2 separate regions of the Homo sapiens genome follow, and region 2 is linked to region 1. A link is an interaction called in ENCODE POLR2A ChIA-PET data of the cell type or tissue named here. Cell type or tissue: K562. All regions are shown on one strand. Each heading gives the region's core, and the rest is flanking DNA. Links, peaks and the distances in the headings are about the cores only.

Region 1 (10,522 bases), core at 1,306-9,305:
TGTGCCTTGCTTTGTCTTTGTCATGTAATCCTCACAACAGCCCTGTGAGGCCAACAGCACAGGGGTCACCATGCCCATGTTATGGGTGAAAAACTAAGGTTCAAAGAGGTGAAGTGACTTGCCCAAGGCCTAATGATGGTGAGTGGCAGGGGTTTATCTGGAATTCCAGTTTCCTGACCCCCATGCAGTGGTCTCTCCTGCCCTGCTGTGAGTTCCTTCCTGTCTTCATGTGTCCATTTGTACAGCGAATCCAACCTGGCTACTTACTAAATGCCAGGCAGTATCTGCGAGCTGGGGACCTTAGAGACAGTAAGGTATCACCCAGGCAGGGGAAGCCACACGCACATACCCAGACAGTGCAATCTCCCATTCAAGTCAACATTCAGCAGATGTACAGTGGAACACCAACTGGGAGCCAGGCGGCACACAGGTGCCAGGGTTGCAGCAGTGAACGAGACAGACAGAGTGCAGTCCTGTGGAGGCTTTCTACTACTAGAGAGGGCAGAGAATAATCGCAGAGTAAGGGAGCACGACGCAGGGTGAGGGAAGAGAGAGGGGCCAGGGCGCTTCTTCAGATGGGCTGATCAGGGAGGGCCTTCCCAAAGCAGATCCTGTTTGCTTATGATTGTTTTGAGATGACAGTTGAGGAGAGGAGCCCTGTGGGTACCTGAGGAAATATGCCAGGCAGGAGTAACGGCAAGTGCAAAGGCCCTGAGGCAGGAATGCACTTGGAGGTGTTCTGAGGAGCATCAGGGAGCTGAGAGGGTGCAGGGGAGTGGCAGGATGTTAGGTGAGGGAGGTGATGGGAGTGCGGGAGGCACAGGTCCTAAAGGCTTTGCGGGTCATAGTGAGGGCTTTGCTTTTACCCCACGTGAACGAGCCACTGGAGGGTTGTGAGCTCAGGGCTGAGCTGATGTAACCTAGGTTTTGAAAGGATCTCTCTGGCTGCTATGGAGAACAGACTCTAAGGGGGTCTTTTTCTTGTCTATGTGTCTGCTTCGTGCATACCGTGGTATCCACTTGACATCGTAGCATAAGCGTTGTCCTTTGATGTTAAAACTCTCAGAAACGGCCGGGCGCGGTGGCTCACGCCCGGGGAGGCAGAGAGTCAAAGAGGGGGCTACTGAGATAACCAGGTGAGAGGTGGGCCAGGGTAGTGGTGGAGAGAGGAGCTGTGGTCACATTCAGGATGTGGAGTTTTTTAAATTAATTCATTTTTTACAGGTGAAGTCTCACTCCGTTGCCCAGGTTGGAGGGCAGTGCATGATCATAGCTCACTGCAGCCTTGAACTCCTGGGTTCAAGCGATCCTCCCTCCTCAGCCTCCTGAGTAGCTGGGACTACAGGTGTGCACCACCATGCCCAGCTGGGGATGTTTTGAAGGTAGCCCCAAATGTACTTGCAGACATCCTGGACATGAGGTATGAAAGAAAGTGAGGGCTGAAGAACAATCCTGGCTCCAAGAGCGGGAGGGCAGCTCTGCCCAGGTCGTGCTTGGCCTGAGGTGCCACATCTTCTACCTGGAGTGTGACGTGGGACATGGCACTCCGCAGGTTGACCAATGTGGAGTTTGGACAGAGTTGGGCCCTTCTTCCCTGCTGGGGGGCTTGGGCCACCTCGTTTAATCTCAGATGTCAGGAATTGGGCTAAGCAGGGTTTTATGTGAGTTGAGCTGAGCAGGCTGTCATCTCCCTCCCACCCTAGGTGGGACCGTCAGCCGGCATATTTTTGGAAAGTATTTTGTCCATATGTATCAAGACTTTTAAACTTTCATGCCCTTTGACCCAGTGAATCCCTTTCAAGGAAGTTCTGCTGGGGAAGCCATCTGAAATGCAGGCAGCACTGATGGATCAAACCCTTCACAGGGGATTATTTAGAATCGCCAAATAAATAAATACACAGCCTGCATGTCCAACAGTAGGGAGTGTTTAAGTCAAGCAGATATAGTCTGGCACCTTGTTGTACTGGATTGTTGTGCTGACCTTAAATTCACGTTTCTGAGAGTTTTTTTTTTTTTTTTTTTTTTTTTTTGACGGAGTCTCACTCTGTCGCCCAGGCTGGAGTGCAGTGGATCTTGGCTCACTGCAAGCTCTGCCTCCCGGGTTCAAGCCATTCTCCTGCCTCAGCCTCCCGAGTAGCGGGGACTACAGGCGCCCGCCACCATGCCTGGCTAGTTTTTTTTGTATTTTTTTAGTAGAGATGGGGTTTCACCGTGGTAGTCAGGATGGTCTCGATCTCCTGACCTTGTGATCCACCCGCCTCGGCCTCCCAAAGTTCTGGGATTACAGGCATGAGCCACCGCGCCCGGCCGTTTCTGAGAGTTTTAACATCAAAGGACAACGCTTATGCTACGATGTCAAGTGGATACCACGGTATGCACGAAGCAGACACATAGACAAGAAAAAGAAATAGACTCATACTGATTAGCTCTGATTGACTGAAGTTTGGATTACTATTTTCATTTTCCTCTTTACAGTTTTCTGCATTGTACTAATTTCTAAGATGGACATGCATTACCTTTCTGACTTAAAACTAATATTTAAAAAAGGGGCCAGGCGTGGTGGCTCACACCCGTAATCCCAGTACTTTGGGAGGCCAAGATGGGAGGATTGATTGAGTCCAGGAGTTCGAGACCAGCCTGGGCAACAGAGTGAGACCCCTGTCTCTGCAAAAAATTAAAGAATTAGCCGGTTGCGCTGGGGCACACCTGTGGTTCCAGCTACTTAGGAAGCTGAGGCAGGAGAATTGCTTGAGTCAGGGAGGTTTAGACTGCAGTGAGCTATGATCGAGCCACTGCACTCCAGCCTGGGTAACAAAGTGAGATCCTGTCTCAAAAAAAAAAAAAAAAAAGGAGAAAGAAAACGTGAGTTCCCAGAAGCTGGAGCACAGTGTTGGCCAAGCCAGGAACTGACAGCCAACTAACCCATCCTTTCCAGGGCTCCAGGGTCCACTTCCTCCGGGCAGGGCCGGCAGGTGCAGTCAGGACAGGGATTATGTTGATAATTGTGGTGGGGAGAGACAGGTCCAGAGGCTCCTCCTTCTGCCCCTCCGGCCACCCCCATCATAGGGGTGTGTCCTCCCTTGGGCCCCCTGCAGCCCTTGGAATTTGCCCCTCTATGTCTTCGCTGGAGGCTGATGCTTCCTGCCTTGTGTGTAACCCTGTGGGTCTCTCCTGACTGACACCAAGCATCCCGTATACACTGGTCCTCACGGTGTAGTCCCCAGGCCCGAAGCATCAGCACAACCTGGGAACTCTTTAGAAATGCAGAGTCACAGGCCTCTCCCCAGACCTAGTGAATCTGCCACTCTGGAGGCGGGGCCTCTGTGTTTTCAAAAGCCCTCCAGACCTAAGTGTGAGAACTGCTGCCTTATGGTAGGGCCCCACTGTGGCCCATGTTTTACACTGACTAATTCATTTTACAGATTGCCATGATTCCTGCTTAACAGACACGGAAACAAGCTCAGAGAGGTTAAGGAACTTGCCCAAGGTCACACAGCCAGCAGAGACAGGGCTGGGAGTGCGAGCCCATGCCTTTACTTCCCCACTCCACAGCTGTGCAGCTGCCTGGACGCCAGTCCCTCCTGCGGGGTCAGGGTCCAGCTCCGTGCTGGGCACACAGATGGCCCCACTCACATGGGTTGGACTAGGGTTTTGGCTCCTGGGTCGGAAGACCAGGCTGATTCCCCACAAGACCCAAGCAGCCCTGACCCCCTGTGGGAGGAAGGAGGTGGGCTCCATGTGCCTGCTGAGGCCCCTTCAGTCTTGACAGCTGCCGGCGGTTTGGACCAACGAACCCGCAGAGGAGGGGCGCACCGCCACCTGCTGGCTGGCATCATGGGTGATGCTGGGGACAAACGCAGGGATCCACAGACACACGTCTCAGGGACACCGTGGCAGGCGTGCACGTGTCTCCTCCTGCCGCACGCGGGTGCACTTGCCCACACGTGGATGTCTGAGCATGTGGGCACGTGGGGCTCTCAGCCACAAGGCCTGGTAGATAGCACTAAATTCACCCATTTACTTATTACCTCATCAAATGTTCATCCAGAGATGCCAAGCCCACTGTTGCTGTTATCCGGGAGCCTATAGGCCAGCTGGGTGTTGCTCAGAGCAACCACCAAGTGATGTGGACAAGGGTCCCTGGGGGATATACTCAGTGAGGTCATGCAGGCAGCCCCTACCCATCTGGACTGGGGCTCAGTCTCACAGGGTGGGCAGGAGAGGGCTGGGTGAAGGAGGCAGAGGCTCGTCACAGCAAAGCCTGGAGGAGGAGCTGGAATGGAGCACAGGGGTCCCTGGCACAGGTCTTGTGCAAGGCCGTGCAGGCTGGACCCTGTCCCCACAGTGGTGGCCGGGCTCTGGTGCCACACCATCCTGACATGTTTATATTAAAGCTTAGTACAAATAAGCTTATACAAATAAGCTTTGGGACCCTTTAGGACCCAAGGATCTCTCGGCCCCTTTGGGGCTGGCCTGAGATGTGATTTGTACCTGTGCACTGTCCCCCTTGCCACAGCAGCTGCCCTTGGATATATCAGGGATGAGGAGAGGCATCCCCAGTCCCAGAGAGAAGCCTGTTTCTGATCTCCGAATGGACGCAGCAGATAGCAGTCACCGTTAAGTCAAGCATTCCTGCGTGCCCAGCAAAAGACCATTTTTCTTAATCTACAAGGCCATCCGAAGCAGCTCACAGGGTGTGACCTATTCCAAAGCACAGCTCCACGTGCCCGTGAGGTCCCCCAGGACTCCACGGGAGAGTCAGTGCCTCTGTGGGGGATGGGAGCTGGATGGATGAGCTTTGCTGGGTGGTGGGCATAGCTGGGGGTCCAGAACGCAGACACAGAACGATCCTGGTTGGAGGGCTGGTGTGAGTGGGGAGGGACCCATTGGCAGAGCTGAGGGGTTGGTGGCTCCCAAACAGGAGTTGGCAGGCGGTGCTGGAAGAGGAAATGTTGGCAGCTCCCCAGTTCTGCCGATGGGCTTAGATGGAGCCTGTGACTTTATCAATGGCCAGTCCTCACTAGCCTGGCCCCCGGCCTGGCCCCTGACCTGTGGTTTTGCTCAGCAGTGCAGCGGTGGCGGCTTCCGAGAAGCCCCACCAAGACTTTCCTGTCAGGGCAACGCCAAGTTCCTCTTACCGAGGAAGGGGAAGTGGCGGGGTTTCTCCTAAGGCCTTTCAGTTTCTTTCTAAGAAGGTGGGTGTTCCAACCCCAGGGCCCTCAGCAGAGCCAAATGTTAAAGGAAGAGAAGTTGATCTTCGGGGGCTTCCTCACCCCAGTTCCAACCGAAGTTCCTTTGTTGGGGCCCACAGCGGACATTCCGAAAGAGGAAATGAGACACGTGCGTTCCACAGGCCCCTTCCCACGCCCCCTCCTTTCTCCCTTCTCCAGGGACATACTCCTTGATACCCTCCCTCCCCACCAACATGCACACTTAGGAAGTATGGCCTGCTACCCTTGGGGGCATCCCAGGTAGAAAACTTGCTTTTTCCACCTTCAAAGCTGAACTCTTCTGAGTCCGGCCTCCTCAGGACCCTGCTGAGTGACTAAAAATCTAACCCAGGGCTGGCCATGGTGGCTCACGTCTATAATCCCAGCACTTTAAGAAGCCAAGGCGGGAGGATCACTTGAGCCCAGGAGTTCAAGACCAGCCTGGACAACACAGTGAGACCTTGTCTCTTAAAAAAAAAAATTTAAAAATTAGCCAGGCGTAGTGGTGTGCGCCTATAGTCCCAGCTACTAGGGTGTGGTGGGAGAATTGCTAGAACCCGGCAAGTCGACGCTGCAGTGAGCTGTGATTGCACCACTGCACTCCAGCCTGGGCAACAGAGCAAGACTCTGTCTCAAACAAAACAAAACAAAAAAACGACTAACCCAAACAAAGCGCTGACAGATGACACTGGCTTAATGCAGATTCCAGTCCAGGGGATATGCCCATATTAGAGGCCCACAGCTTTCTGAGGGGCAACAAACCATGGGCACCCAGAGAATTCCAAGCTCACCCTCTTCAGAAGACCCACTGGCTTGATGGCCAAGTGCATGTCCTGACGTTCTTATAACAATAGCCACCATTGATTGTAAGTGCTTATTGCGCACCAGGTACTGGGCCAAGCATTTTACATTAATTTCCTCCTATAATCCCCACAGTGATGCCATGACAAAGATACAATCATGATCCCACAGTCAAGTAACCTGCTCGGCTCACATAGCCCATGAGCCCATTCTTCCTCGTAGGCCTCTTCTCAGAAAGGTGGGGAAGGACGAGTATCAGACCTTGACAGGAGTTGGCTGGGAAGGTCTGGTCTCCAATTTCCCACGATTGTCAAAGCCAGCTGTGCCTCTCCCAGAGGTGAAGAGCCAGCCATCTAGTCGTGGCCATCTTGGCTGCACTAATGTGGCCGTGGCTGGGGCCTTCCCCGAGTCATTGGGAACTCTTGATGCCTTCTTTATTTTCCTCCCAGAGATGTTGTTTTAAGGTTTTTGCTTTGCTGAAGCATGTGTTATGGGGACAGCGAGGGGATTCCCCTAAACCGTGATGCTGTTCTGTTCAAAAACATTTGCCTGGAGGTCCACAGCTGTGTGACTCACGCTGTTGGGTGGCAGGAAAACTCACAGCTGCAGTGGGGAGGGGCCTGGCCCAAACGAAATGGGATACTTACAGGGTGGCCAGGTTTAGTAAATAAAAATGCAGGATGCCCAGTTACATTTGAATTTCAGATAAACAGCAACATTTAGGACACCTTCATGCTAAACAACTTATTTGTTATTTATCTAAAATTCAATTGTAACTGGCCATCCTGCATTTTATCTGATAACCCTAGATACTCAGCACCCAGGATAAATCTCCCGCCTTCCCCCTGGCTTCAGCAGGGTGTTGCCGAGAGAAGACAACAAAACCTGGGAGAAGTCCACTGACCTGGGATGAAGACAAATCTGAGGGTCTCAGTGGTCTGAGGAGGGTAGATACACTCTGCTTCCAGGGTTCCCCTTGAGCAACTGCAAAATCTCAACCTCAGCCCAGGGCAGAATTCCACATTCAAATTCCACAAAATGCAAGGATGCACCTGAAGGTCACCGCTTCATTCTCGGGGCCTCAGTTTTCTTATCTCTGTAATGGGAAGGACTTTTGGATTCTACGATGTCAAGTGACCCTCTTAGCCCTTAGCTTTTCTTGCATAGTGGAAAATCTGCTGGAAGCAAGTGAAGGTATGAGTGAGCTAGCCAAGGAGCAAGTGTAGAGAGGAGGAGGAGGCCATCTTGGCTTGGAAATGGGCCGCCCCTCTTGCCCTACAGCACTGCACGGAGACTGGGCCATTGTACCTGGATGTTGGGTGGTTTGGAGGGCTCCCCTGGGTCAGGCACACCAGTGCATGCCTGGACTTCCTTAGAAGGGACCCTGGGCATGGACCACAGCTAGGTCCATGACTGAGGTGCCCCAGCCATGAGCAGTGGCAAACGCCCATGGCAACACCTGAGCCACAGCAGGGAGGGGACGATCATTAGCTTCAAAAGCAGGGAAGTAAACTGTTAAGAGTGAAATTACTAAATGACTACAAAATGTTAACTAGACATTTGCAACTTAACTCCTATGGTTTATGTAAATTATATGTGATGCATGTGGGTGCATTTGAATATATTTGACACGTGGAAGCATGTGGCCTCAAGAATAAGGATGCCTGGGCCTCTAGCGCACTTGGAAGACAGGCTGGGGATATGGAGACAGTGAATTTCCTGCAGGCCAGAAACCACATCCGGGGGTCTAGGAGCAGCAGGGTGGTGGTGAGGGAGTGAGCTAGAACCTCTAGGGTTAGAGATGGGGTCCGGTCTGGGAGGCAGGAAGACCCCTCTGATAGGAGTGTCAGACAGACGAAAGCAGGTCCCAAAAGGTCCCTGCAGAGGTGACTGGTGAGACCAGACAGAGCCTCAGAGCCAGGCTGCAGCTCTGCACGGGGACCTGAGGACCCACCAGGAGCTGAGACCCGGGCTCTCCAGGCTCGTGGGATGGTGGGATTGCTTCTGCCTGCTGGGAAGGCCAGGGTGCAAACCTGCAGCCTGCAGTGGAGGTGCCTGGGGGCTGGAGGTGCCCAAAGTCCCCATAACTGCCATCAGCTCTATACCTCAGAGGCACCACTAGAAAATGTCTTTGTTTTGGACAATGGACATTTTCTCAGTCTTATATGAAGTATACATTAAAAAGTGTCTTCAGGGCCAGGCATGGTGGCTCACACCCGTAATCCTAGCACTTTGGGAGGCCAAGGTGCGCGGATTGCCTGAGCTCAGGAGTTCGAAACCAGCCTGGGCAACATGGTGAAACCTTGTCTCTACTAAAATACAAAAAATTAGCTGGACGTGGAAGCGAAGTGAATCCCAGCTACTCAGGAGGCTGAGGCAGGAAAATTGCTTGAACCTGGGAGATGGAGGTTGCAGTGAGCCGAGATCGCGCCACTGCACTCCACCCTGGGTAAAAGAGCGAGACTCCGTTTCAAAAAAAAAAATGTCTTTAGTAAACATGACGTCTTCATAACAAAGTATCATAGACTGGGTGGTTTAAACACAGAAGTTTATTTTCTCACAGTTCTGAAAGCTGGAAGTCCAGGAGCACAGTGTCATCAGGGCAGGTTTCTGAAGCCTCTCTTTTTGGCCGGGAGCCGTCTTCTCTCTTTCTCTTCACATGGTCTTTCCTCTGCACATGTCTCTCCTCATTTCCTCTTCTGATTGGATCAGGGCCCATCCTCATGACCTTATTTTACCTGAATTACCTTTTTAAACATCCTGTCTTTAAATGCAATCACATTCTGAGGTACTTGGGGTTAGGACTTCAATATAGGAGTTTTGGGGACATAGAATTAAACTTGTAACACTTATGATTTTTTTTTTGAGATGGGGTCTTGCTGTGTTGTCCAGGCTGCAGTGCAGTGGCACCATCATAGCTCACTGCAGCCTCAAACTCCTGGGCTCAAACCATCCTCCCACCTCAGCCTCCACAGTAGTTGAGAGTACAGGCACAAGCCACCACACCTGGCTAGCTTAAAAAGAATGTTTTAGAGAGGGGGTCTCACTATATTGCCCAGGCTGATCTCGAATTCCTAACCTCAAGTAATCCTCCTACCCTCAAGTGATCCTCCTGCCTCAGCCTTCCAAAGTGCTGAGATGACAGGTGTGAGCCACTGCACCCAGCTGGCCCCAGCCCACTTTTTAAGCTATGATGTAAGTACAAACAGTGGGCTGGCTTTGGAAGTGCAGATTGTATACTGGTCCCAAGATCATCCTATGCAAATTCTGGCGCCTCCCATGCCTACTAGTTTTGATTAGAGGTAGTTTAGGGACACAGCCTGCACTCAGGATGTCCCCTCTGGACATGGCCACCACTGGCCAGCTGGACTGGGAGGGGGTCAGTGTTGTCACCAACATGATAGGACTTCTTAGAACAGGCCTGGCAGCTCTCTCTAACCAACGATGTATGTCTGGTAATCTTTGACTTTGAAAACTCTGTTCTCTTTAAAAACAAAGTTTCAAATTCTGTATCTGGAGCTGCTATTTATAGAATCATCTAGGAATCCTTCACAAAAAAAGGAGACAAATTTGTAGCATTTGTGTTTTTACAAAGTAGCACATTTATTGTTGAAAAACACAGGTGAAAGAGAAGAAAACAAAATCAACAGTAATTGGACCTCCCAGAGATCAGTGTTAACATTTTGGTTTCTGTATCTATCTTCATCTCTCCCTGTGTTTTAATCTACATCTCAATCTACACTTATATAATTCAATTGACTTGAAAGATAAGATTACACGGTGCCATGTCATAACTTCTTATCAATTAGTATATCATGATCACTTCCCAGGGCATGGGATCGTTTTCTAAGAGGCCATTAAAGACGGTGGCCGAGTACGAGAATGGCATAAGCTATTCAACAAATTTCCTATTGTTGAATAATTGGGTTGTTTTACCTTTTTCACAATATCAAATGAAGCTGTGATAACATCCTTTAAGCTAAATCTTTGCCATGATCATTTACTAAGGATAAATTCGTAGAAGCGAAACTTCTGAGTTAAAGACAAAGCATTATTTTATTTTATTTTTTTAAGTTTAAGTTATTTATTTAAGCCATCTCCCGCCACAAGCAAAGGGATGGGAGACCAGTATACCAGTCATCATTTGATACAAGTAAAGAAGGTGAGCTTAAGGTCCCATATACTTTTTCTGGTCCATGTGCAGAGTAATGGTCCAAACCAGTGCTGTGGTCCCTGGTGCCCGGGTAGTGGTCCAGATTCTCTTTATTCATCTTCGTAGCCAGTTGGAAGTGGATTCACATGAGGGTTATGGAATAGAGTATGGTTACCATCTCCCCAGGGAAACGGCTTGGTCCTGATGCGGAGATGGGGGTAGGCGATGAACTCGGGTCTCTCGTGCTCTCCGTGGTGCGACTTCAGGTACACATTCAGCATGCTGACTGCCACCCCGGGGAGCGCGACGAAGAAGGTGAGGGTCTTCCACATGCGAGCTGAGCCCTCTTCTCCATGGG
Region 2 (9,532 bases), core at 1,213-9,212, 130 kb before region 1:
CCAGTCTCTACTAAAAAAAAATACAAAAATTAGCTGGGCGTGATAGCACATACCTGTAATCCCAGCCACTCAGAAGGCTGAGGCAGGAGAATCGCTTGAACCCAGGAGGCAGAAATTTCAGTGAGCTGAGATCGCGCCATTACACTCCAGCCTGGGCAATACAGCGAGACTGTCTCAAAAAAAAATAAATAAATAAAAATACAAAATAAAATAAAATAAAATAAAACAAATAACAGTGTTTCCCCCTGTACTTTCCAATAGTGTCATAGAGTTGTTTTAAGGATAAATAAGTTAATGCATGCAAAGCATGCAGAATAGTGCTGGGCACATAGTAGGTACTGTATGTTAGCTATTATCACTAAGGAACTACTACATGCCTGGCACTAGGTTAAGAGTTATCAGGCCGGGCGTGGTGGCTCATGCCTGTAATCCCAGCACTTTGGGAGGCCAAGGCGGGCAGATCACAAGATCAAAAGATTGAGACCATCCTGGACAACATGGTGAAACTCCGTCTCTACTAAAAATACCAAAAAAAAAAAAAAAAAAAATTAGCCGGGCGTGGTGGTGGGTGCCTGTAGTCCCAGCTACTTGGGAGGCTGAGGCAGGAGAATGGCATGAACCCGGGAGGCTGAACTTGCAGTGAGCCGAGATGGTGCCACTGCACTCCAACCTGGGTGACAGAGTGAGACTCCATCTCAAAACAAAACAAAACAAAACAAAAACAAAAATTAGCCAGGCGTGGTGGCAGGCGCCTGTAATCCCAGCTACTTGGGAGGCTGAGGCAGGAGAATGTTTGAACCAGGAGGTGGAGCCGAGATCATGCCACTGCACTCCAGCCTGGGGACAGAGCGAGACTCCATCTCAAAAAGAAAAAAAAAAAGAGTTATCAAAGATGTAGTTCAGACCAGGCACAATGGCTCATGCCTGTAATCCCAGCACTTTGGGAGGCAGTGGCAAGAGGATTACTTGAGCTCAGGAGGTTGAGGTTGCAGTGTGTCGTGATCGCACCACTGCACTCCAGCCTGGGCAACATTGCAAGACCCTGTCTCAAGACAAACAGACAAACAAACAAAAAAACAAATTAGCTGGGCACAGTGGGGCCCACCTGTAGTCACAGCTACTCAGGAGACTGAGGTGGGAGGATTGCTTAAGCCTGGAAAGTCAAGGCTGCAGTGAGCCCTGATCGAGCCACTGCACTCCAGCCTGGATGACGGAGTAAGACCCTGTCTCAAAAAAAAAAACCCCAAAAAAACAACAACAACAAAAAATGAGTCAATGGGACCATAATCTAGTGTAGAGATTAGCAAATTTCTCTGTAAAGGACAAGATAGTAAATGTTTTCAGCTTCGCCAGCCATACTGAGTGTCTTAACTACTCAACTCTGCCATCGTATCACAAATGCAGCCATAGACAATATGTAAATGGACAAGATTTATTTATGAACACAGACAATTGAGTTGCATATGTGTGTACAAATGTGTGTGTGTGTGTATATATATATATATATATATATATATTTTTTTTTTTTTTTGTGAGATGCAGTCTCACTCTGTTGCCCAGGCTGGCGTGCAATGGAGAAATCTTGGCTCACTGCAAGCTCCACCTTATGGGTTTAAGCAATTCTCCTGCCTCAGCCTCCCTGGTAGCTGGGATTACAGGCAGGCACCAACACACTGGGCTAATTTTTGTATTTTGTAGATACAGGGTCTCACCATGTTGGCCAGGCTGGTCTCAAACTCCTGATCTCAGGTGATCCGCCCACCTAAGCCTCCCAAAGTGCTGGGATTACAGGTATGAGCCACCATACCTGGCCTCTTTTTTTTTCTTTTTCTTTTAGAGATAGAGTCTTGCTCTGTCAACCAGGCTGGAGTGCTGGAGCGCAGTGGTGAGATCATAGCTCACTGTAACCTCAAACTCCTGGGCTCACGTGATCCTCCTGTCTCAGCCTCCCAAGTAGCTAGGCCATCATGCCTGACTAATTTTTATTTATTTTTTGTAGAGATGGAAGTCTTGCTAGGTTGCCCAAGCTGGTCCAGAACTCCTGGCCTCAAGCAATCCTCCCACCTCGGCCTCCCAAAGTGCTGGGATTATAAGCATGAGCCACTATACCCAGCCAAGTATTATATAATTTTTACATATCACAACATATTATTCTTCATTTGATTGATTTTCAACTACTTAAAAATGTAAAATCTAGGCTTAGCTTGCAAGCCGTACAAAAACTGTACAGGGACCAGTTCAGGCAGCAGGCCATAGTTTGCTGATTCCTGGTCTAGTGGGGGAAAAACATTTAGCACATCCAGATTTCTCTGCTCCATCTGCATGTTTGGTGCCTATTTTACAGGGAAGCAGGCTAAGGCTCCATCCTTCAAAATCCAGGTGAAATGCCACCTCCTCTTTGAAGCCTTCCCAGATCCCCTCAGCCAAGGGCAGTAATAACTCCATCTGCTGCCTCCTACATGATACGCACAAATATATTCATCACTTTTAAAAGCTTATCATAGGCTGGGCATGATATTCCACACCTGTAATCACAGCACTTTGGGAGGCCAAGGAGGGAGGATCACTTGAGGCCAGGAATTAAAGATTAGCCTGAGCAACGTAGTGAGACCCTGTCTCAATTAAAAGAAAAAGTGAAAGGCTGAGGACAGTGGCTCGTGCCTGTAATCCCAGCACTTTGGGAGGCCGAGGTGGACGGATCACCTGAGGTCAGGAGTTTGACACCAGCCTGGCCAAGAAGATGAAACCCCATCTCTACTAAAAATACAAAAATTAGCCAAGCATGGCGGCAGGTCCCTGTAATCCCAGCTACTTGGGAGGCTGAGGCAGGGGAATCGCTTGAACCTGGGTGCCGTGAGCCAAGTTCATGCCTCTGCACTCCAGCCTGGGATACAGAGCAAAAATCTGTCTCTCAAAAGAAAAAAAAAAAATGGACCGGGCGCAGTGGCTCACACCTGTAATCCCAGCACTTTGGGAAGCCAAGGCAGGTGGATTACTTGAGATCAGGAGTTCAAGACTAGCCTGGCAAACATGGTGAAACCCCATCTCTACTAACAATACAAAAAGTAGACAGGTGTGGTAGCACACGCTTGTAGTCTCAGCTACTTGGGAGGCTGAGGCACGAGAATTGCTTGAACTCAGGAAGTGGAGGTTGCAGTGAACCGAGATTATGCCACTGCACTCCAGTCTGGGTGACAGAGTGAGACCCTGTCTCAAAATAAATAAATAATATTATATATATTATATATATATTTTATATATAATATATAATATAATATATAATATATATTATATATATTTTATGTATAATATATAATATATAATATATAATATATATTATATATTATATATTATATATATAATATATAATTTATGTATAATATATAATATAATATATAATATATATTATATATTATATATATAAATATATATATTTTTTTTGAGACAGAGTTTCGCTCTGTCGCCCAGGCTATACGTGATCGTGGCTCACTGCAGCCTCCACCTCCTGGATTCAAGTGATTCTCCTGCCTCAGCCTCCTGAGTAGCTGGGACTATAGACATGCACCACCATGCCCAGCTAATTTTGTATTTTTGGTAGAGACTGGGTTTCACCATGTTGGTCAGGCTGGTCTTGAACTGCTGACCTCAGATGATCCACCCGCCTCAGCCTCCTAAAGTGCTGGGATTACAGGCGTGAGCCACCACTCCCAGCTAAAATAAATAAATAAATGTTTAAAAAGAAAGAACAAAGAAAAAAAATTTTTTTTGTTTTTGAGACGGAGTCTCACTCTGTCGCCCAGGCTGGAGTGCAGTGGCTAGCTATCTTGGCTCACTGCAACCTCCGCCTCCTGGGTTCAAGCGATTCTCTTGCCTCAGCCTCCTGGGTAGCTGGGACTATGGGCACATGCCACCATGCCTGGCTAAGTTTTTGTATTTTTAGTAGAGATGGGGTTTCACTGTGTTAGCCAGGATGGTGTCGATCTCCTGACCTTGTGATCCGCCTGCCTCGGCCTCCCAAAGTGCTGGGATTACAGGTGTGAGCCACCGCGCCCAGCCAGAGAAAAATTTTTAAAAATAAAGTTTATCATAAAACATTTAAAACAACCCAAAAGTTGAAAAGAATAATACAAACACCTTACTCATACCATCTAGTTTATGGAATAAAGCATTGCCAAAATAGTTGAAGGTCTCTTTCCACAAATCACAACCTCCCTCCCTTCTCCCCAAAGGTAATAACCACTTCCCTGACTCTGGAAACTTATTATCACCCTGTACTTTTTTGTTTGTTTTGTTTTGTTTTGTTTTTTTGAGACAGGGTCTCGCTCTTTCACCCAAGCTAGAATGTTGTGGTGCCATCTTGGTTCACTGCAGCCTCCATCTCCCGGACTCAATTGATCCTCCCACCTCAGCCTCCCAAGTAGCTGGGACTACCGGCACGCACCACCACGTCCGGCTAATGCTTCTATTTTTTTGTAGAGATGGGGTTTTGTCATGTTGGCCAGGCTAGTCTCAAACTCCTGGGCTCAAGTGATCATCCCTCCTTGTCTTCCCAAAGTGCTGGGATTATGGGTGTGAACTACCACACCCTACCCCACCCTGTACTTCTTTGTACTTTTGCTACATGTGTATGCATCCGTAAGCGGGAGATAGTAGTTTTTCTGTATGTAAGTATATCTGTTATTTAACCCAGTCTCCTAATAATCCAATCCAGGAGTATCTCTGTTTAGAGATTAGTTTTAGAGGGTGTAATAACTTGCCCAAGGTTTCTAGATAAGTAAGCTCAAGGCTGATTCCCAAGTCAATGCTTTTAACCATTGCTCTCTATATTCCTCTGGCCATGACATTGATCCCCCGCAGACTTATTGGTTATCTGATTCCCTTTCCACGCTAGATGTCAAACTGCCCCTGAGAAGAGATTAAATATGACCTTTCACCCTCCCCCTAAAACTCTTAATCTCTTGCATCCAACAGGAGCACGATCTGTCTTTATTCAGAGATACTTTCTTCTATTCCCCCGCAGCAGTCTCATTAGATGGGGAAACTGCCAGAAACTCACTTCGAGAAAGAGAAGGGTGGGGCTTTGCCTGATTTCGTTAATAGTTTGCGGCAACTTTTAATTATCCAAGTGTCAGCTTTACTGGAAAGGACGAAGCATGCAACCCTCAGGCTCCAAGATGTTGGTAGTGTGTGTATGTTGTGTGGGGGATGGGAGAGATTAGAGAAAAGGGGAACCTCAGAAAATCAGCCCCCCAGAACCAAGACATCCTTCCTTCCTCTTTATAGCCACATGGGGGCTGAGCTGAGGTATGGGATCTAGTCTAAGCTTAAGGGTAGACATACACCAGAACCCAATGAGGAGTGAGGGGTATTATAGTCTGCACCCTCCAGCAACCTCGAGGGTGCATATGGGCCAGTGTCCAAAGGGTGTGTGGATGCATTGAGGGTTGGGAGCATGATGACCCCCAGGGAGGGAGTATTATAACTGTGGATATTTATAAAGAAACAAGAAACCAACATTTACCAATACTTAATATATGAATTGACAATGGCACTCCAGTGTGCTTTCAAAATATCAGGATGTATTCAGGCCACACGTACAAAGTGGATTCATGGGTCTTGCCATCCAGTTTAACTAAACTCACACAAAATGGACAAAGGGCCTATTAAACAGATCCCTGCAAAGAAACCATGGACTAAAAATACTAATTATTCAAGAATAAGCAGTAAGAAAATGGCAGAGCTAACATTTCACCTACTCCCAATATTAGCCCTTTGTCAAACACATCAGAGGGGGAAACCTTAAGTCAAACTCACATTTCTACCCATCCACTATTGTGTGTGTGTGTGTGTGTGTGTGTGTGTGTGTTTTAAGTGGGGTTACCTGTTGCCCAGGCTGGAGTGCAATAGCGTGATCATAACTCACTGCAACCTTGGAGCTCCTGGGTTCAAGCGATCCTCCTGCCTCAGCCTCCTGCATAGGTAGGACTACAGGTGTATGCCACCACGCTCAGCTAATTTTCACTTATTTTTTGTAGACTGGGTCTTATCTGGTCACGACTTTAGTGTCACCACACTGTTCTATTATTTTTTCTATGCTGCATAATAAATTATACTATTGTTAAAGACTAGGCCAGGCGCGGTGGCCCACGCCTGTAATCCCAGCACTTTGGGAGGCCAAGGCAGGCAGATCACTTGAAGTCAGGAGTTCCAAACCAGCCTGGCCAACATGGCGAAACCCCGTATCTACTAATACAAAATTAGCTGGCCTGGTGGCACATGCCTGTAATCCCAACTTCTCGGGAGGCTGAGACAGGATAATCACTTAAAACCCGGGAGGCGGAGCTTGCGATGAGCCTAGATTGCACCACTGCACCCCAGCCTGGGCAACAGAGCGACACTCCATCTCAAAAAAAAAAAAAAAAAGGCTGCGGAGCACGATGGCTCACACCTGTAATCCTAGCACTTTGGGTGGCTGAAGCAGGCGGATCATAAGGTCAAGGAGCTCGAGACCAGCCTGGCCAACATGGTAAAACCCTGTCTCTACTAAAATACAAAAATTAGCTGGGCGTGGCAGCGGGCGCCTGTAATCCCAGCTACTCAGGAGGCTGAGGTAGAACTGCTTGAACCCGGGAAGTGAAAGTTGCAGTGAGCCGAGATCGTGCCACTGGCAGTGGCACGCCAGCTGGTCCAGCCTGGTTGACAGAGACTCAGTCTCGAAAAGAAACTAAACCTCACACTAAAGGTGAAGGAAACTTGAATCAGGAACCGAGAGTAATAGAGGCAATAGTTTTTCAATAAACTTCACGTGTACCAAGGGGACATGCTCAAAATGTTTTACTATCAGTGGCAGACAACTGATAAAAGCTTCAAGGGTTAGTTTGGTAATAGGTATGTATTTGTTATCTCTAGATCAGCCCCATCCAATAGAACTTTCTGCAATGATGTTTTATATGAGGTGGCCACTAGCCATAAATGGCTATTGAACACTTGAAAATTGTCACATCTATCCTATTTGCATAGCTTTAAAATTGTAATCTGGAAAAGGTTATTTTATTAGGCCTCCCATGCCAGATATTGCCCAAATTTTGACAATACTGGTCCTACCCCTTGACCATACATTCGTTTCAGGAAGATGACTATCCTAGAAATCCCAATGTTGAAGGAAGCCAGATTTAGGCTGAGAATTCCTTTCTCCTACAATTCTTTGGCACTTACCAAATGCTCAATAAATGCAGGTTAGCAATGCCTCCGCACAGACGATTAGAAGCCACGAGTTAAGACAAAAGGTTTTTATTCAAAAAACGCCAAGTATAAAAAAAAAAATAAGATCTCTTTTATTCCCCTGTACAGTATTTCACTCAGATAAAACCAGCAGGCTACCTGCTGCTCAAAACACAGCCCCAGAGAGGATCTGGAAGGCACACCATCCAGAACTGCTTTTCATAATTATCCTATATACACAGTCAGCAATGCCCCTCCCCATCACCCACAGAGCCGGGACCCACCTGGGTAAGTAGGTGAGGGGCCCCACAGAAGCCAGGGAGCTGCAGCACTGTCCCGCCTGAGTCCCGTCACCCCACAAACAGAGCAAGCGTCGCAGCCCTCCCCCAAAAGGTCCCCAAGTCAGAGGAGGAAAGGAGGAAAGAAAACTAGGGCAGCAGCTATGGAAGCTTGGAATAGGAAGGGAACCAAATAAATAAATAAATAAATACATAACATTGACCTCCAGGTTAGAATGCGCATCTTTCAAAACAAGAAACAAAAACAGGTAAAATAACTTAAAGGCAAAATTTCTTAAAAATTAGATCCACTACAATCTTTTTGTATACTACCATGCCAACTGTACACACATTTACAGCTTTTCTGTTGATTGCATTGTTTGTGCATTTTTTGTGTGTGTGAGGTCTTGGCTTTGAAACAGTTAAGTAAAAACCAAAAAGGAAGACCAGTTCACTCGGAGTTTTACTAAAGGAGGCAGAAAAAAGGGCAGGTGGCTCAGCGTTTGGCCCTGTAGCCTCTTCCATGGCACCTTTCATATGAAGGAGGGGGTGAGGGAGGACAGGAGAGAAAAATAGGGAACAAAACCCAGGCAGATTTTTGGAGAAGCAGCAGGTAAAAGAGGCAAGTTCAAGTATTTCTCCCAGCACAGCCGGAGTCCCCACAGAAGGCACTCAGAAAGAGTCGGAAGAGGTGACAGGGACTTAAAATGGTGCTAGTCCTATCCCATCCCAACCTGTTTCCCCCCTACCTGACCCATCGCGGCATTCAGCAGAACTCATGATGAAGGAAACAGTTCCATGGCAGGGTTCTGACCCACCCCCACCCCCCACCCCCGGGATATTTCAGAGTCCAGCAATGCTGGACACCTATGAGAAGAAGAGAGTATCTATGGGAGGAGTTGAGGCCTAGGACCCCTGGAGAGTCACTCTTCCCCACTGTTGGGAGGCAGCCTCCAGGGGCCTGGGATCTGGAATGAGTTGTAAATGTTGTTCCTGTATCAAGCACTGTCCTGCTTGGCGAGACGTGTCACTGGTACTCGGGAAGCTGGAGACAGAAGCTTCCCCTCCCTCGGGCATCTGACAAGAGAGGGGAGGACCTGCCAGAAAGGCTGCTATTTGCTGGGCCCCGGCGACAGGCTGTGGAGGTGGATCTCAGCAGTTTCCTGGGGCAGGAGAACATCTTGCATCCATGGATGGTTCTGGATTTCTTCGAAGGTTGGCCTATCTGATGGTCTCAGGGCCAAGCACCATCTAATGAGATGCTGACATTCTGCAGAAAGGAGGATAGACGAGGTTATGAATGACTCAACTTGTTTTTACACTGCAAAGGTCTTCCCCATTTGCTTCTCAGAGGCCCACAAGTCTGGGGTCCCAGGGAGGCCAAGCATTTTCTAGAACACTGTGCTGGGTACCCTTCAATAGGAAGGTATTGACTAATATCTGGGTCCTCCAGTCTGCTTTCAGCTAAAAACTGACTCCCCTCTTAAACCTGTGGTTTTCAAACTTCAATAGTGGGGGCCTTTCCCACAACACCCACTCACCAGAAATAGGAAGGATGATGACAAGAGATTTTGATGAGACACCACTGAGCATGATGAAATGATTCAATTCACCTACCAACTTACAAACACGAACACCACCCACAGTGAGGTCACTGGTACCAAAATATTTGGAGCTGCTGCCTTAAAGAAGATGCTAAAAGAGCTTTTAACTTTTTACTCCCTGGCAAAACAGCCAGGAATTATCAGGTTTCTGTTGGTACCTTTAAAAAAGTTTTTGGAGAAGCCAGATTGTCTTTTCTTCTTAATATGCTCACACATGCCTTCCTCTGACCTCCCAAGGAAAGCTCAAGTGCAAACCATGTGATTTATGAGGCCAGCTCAAGTGTAAATCACTCACCTACAATTCTAAGCCAAGGGTGACAGAATCTACTGGAGAGTGAAGCTCTCCAGAATTTCAAAGACTGTCCCATGAAGACTAATAGCCCCATTAAGACCAATAACCCCATGGCCAGGGGTTTCCATCAGTTACCT

Evidence for each region. Peaks named below come from ENCODE experiments on the same cell type or tissue, not always from the same donor. Only the 100,000 strongest peaks of a DNase experiment are listed, where the experiment ranks them.
Region 2: POLR2A ChIA-PET joins it to region 1 with 30 read pairs; 32 of 35 experiments call an interaction of 5 or more read pairs at or near these places.

The regions. Positions count from the first base shown.
Region 1 is chr6:37,044,942-37,055,463 of GRCh38, reverse strand. It overlaps the pseudogene COX6A1P2. Among named protein-coding and RNA genes, the nearest start is that of FGD2, 45 kb to the right of the region's middle. RefSeq lists an enhancer at 3,720-3,769 and cis regulatory regions at 4,577-5,152, 4,431-5,449. In K562, for the core only: a CTCF peak has its summit at 3,820 (motif pointing left); DNase peaks (open chromatin) are centred at 3,053, 3,823, 4,683, 5,043 and 5 weaker places; H3K4me3 peaks cover 1,712 bases.
Region 2 is chr6:37,173,171-37,182,702 of GRCh38, reverse strand. PIM1 (Pim-1 proto-oncogene, serine/threonine kinase) reads right to left here. Exons shown (of 6, transcript NM_002648.4): 5 at 9,531-9,532; 6 at 7,275-8,769. The coding sequence ends at 8,612. Among named protein-coding and RNA genes, the nearest start is that of PIM1, 7.8 kb to the right of the region's middle. In K562, for the core only: a CTCF peak has its summit at 5,278; DNase peaks (open chromatin) are centred at 5,312, 7,511, 8,362 and 8,622; H3K4me3 peaks cover 3,026 bases.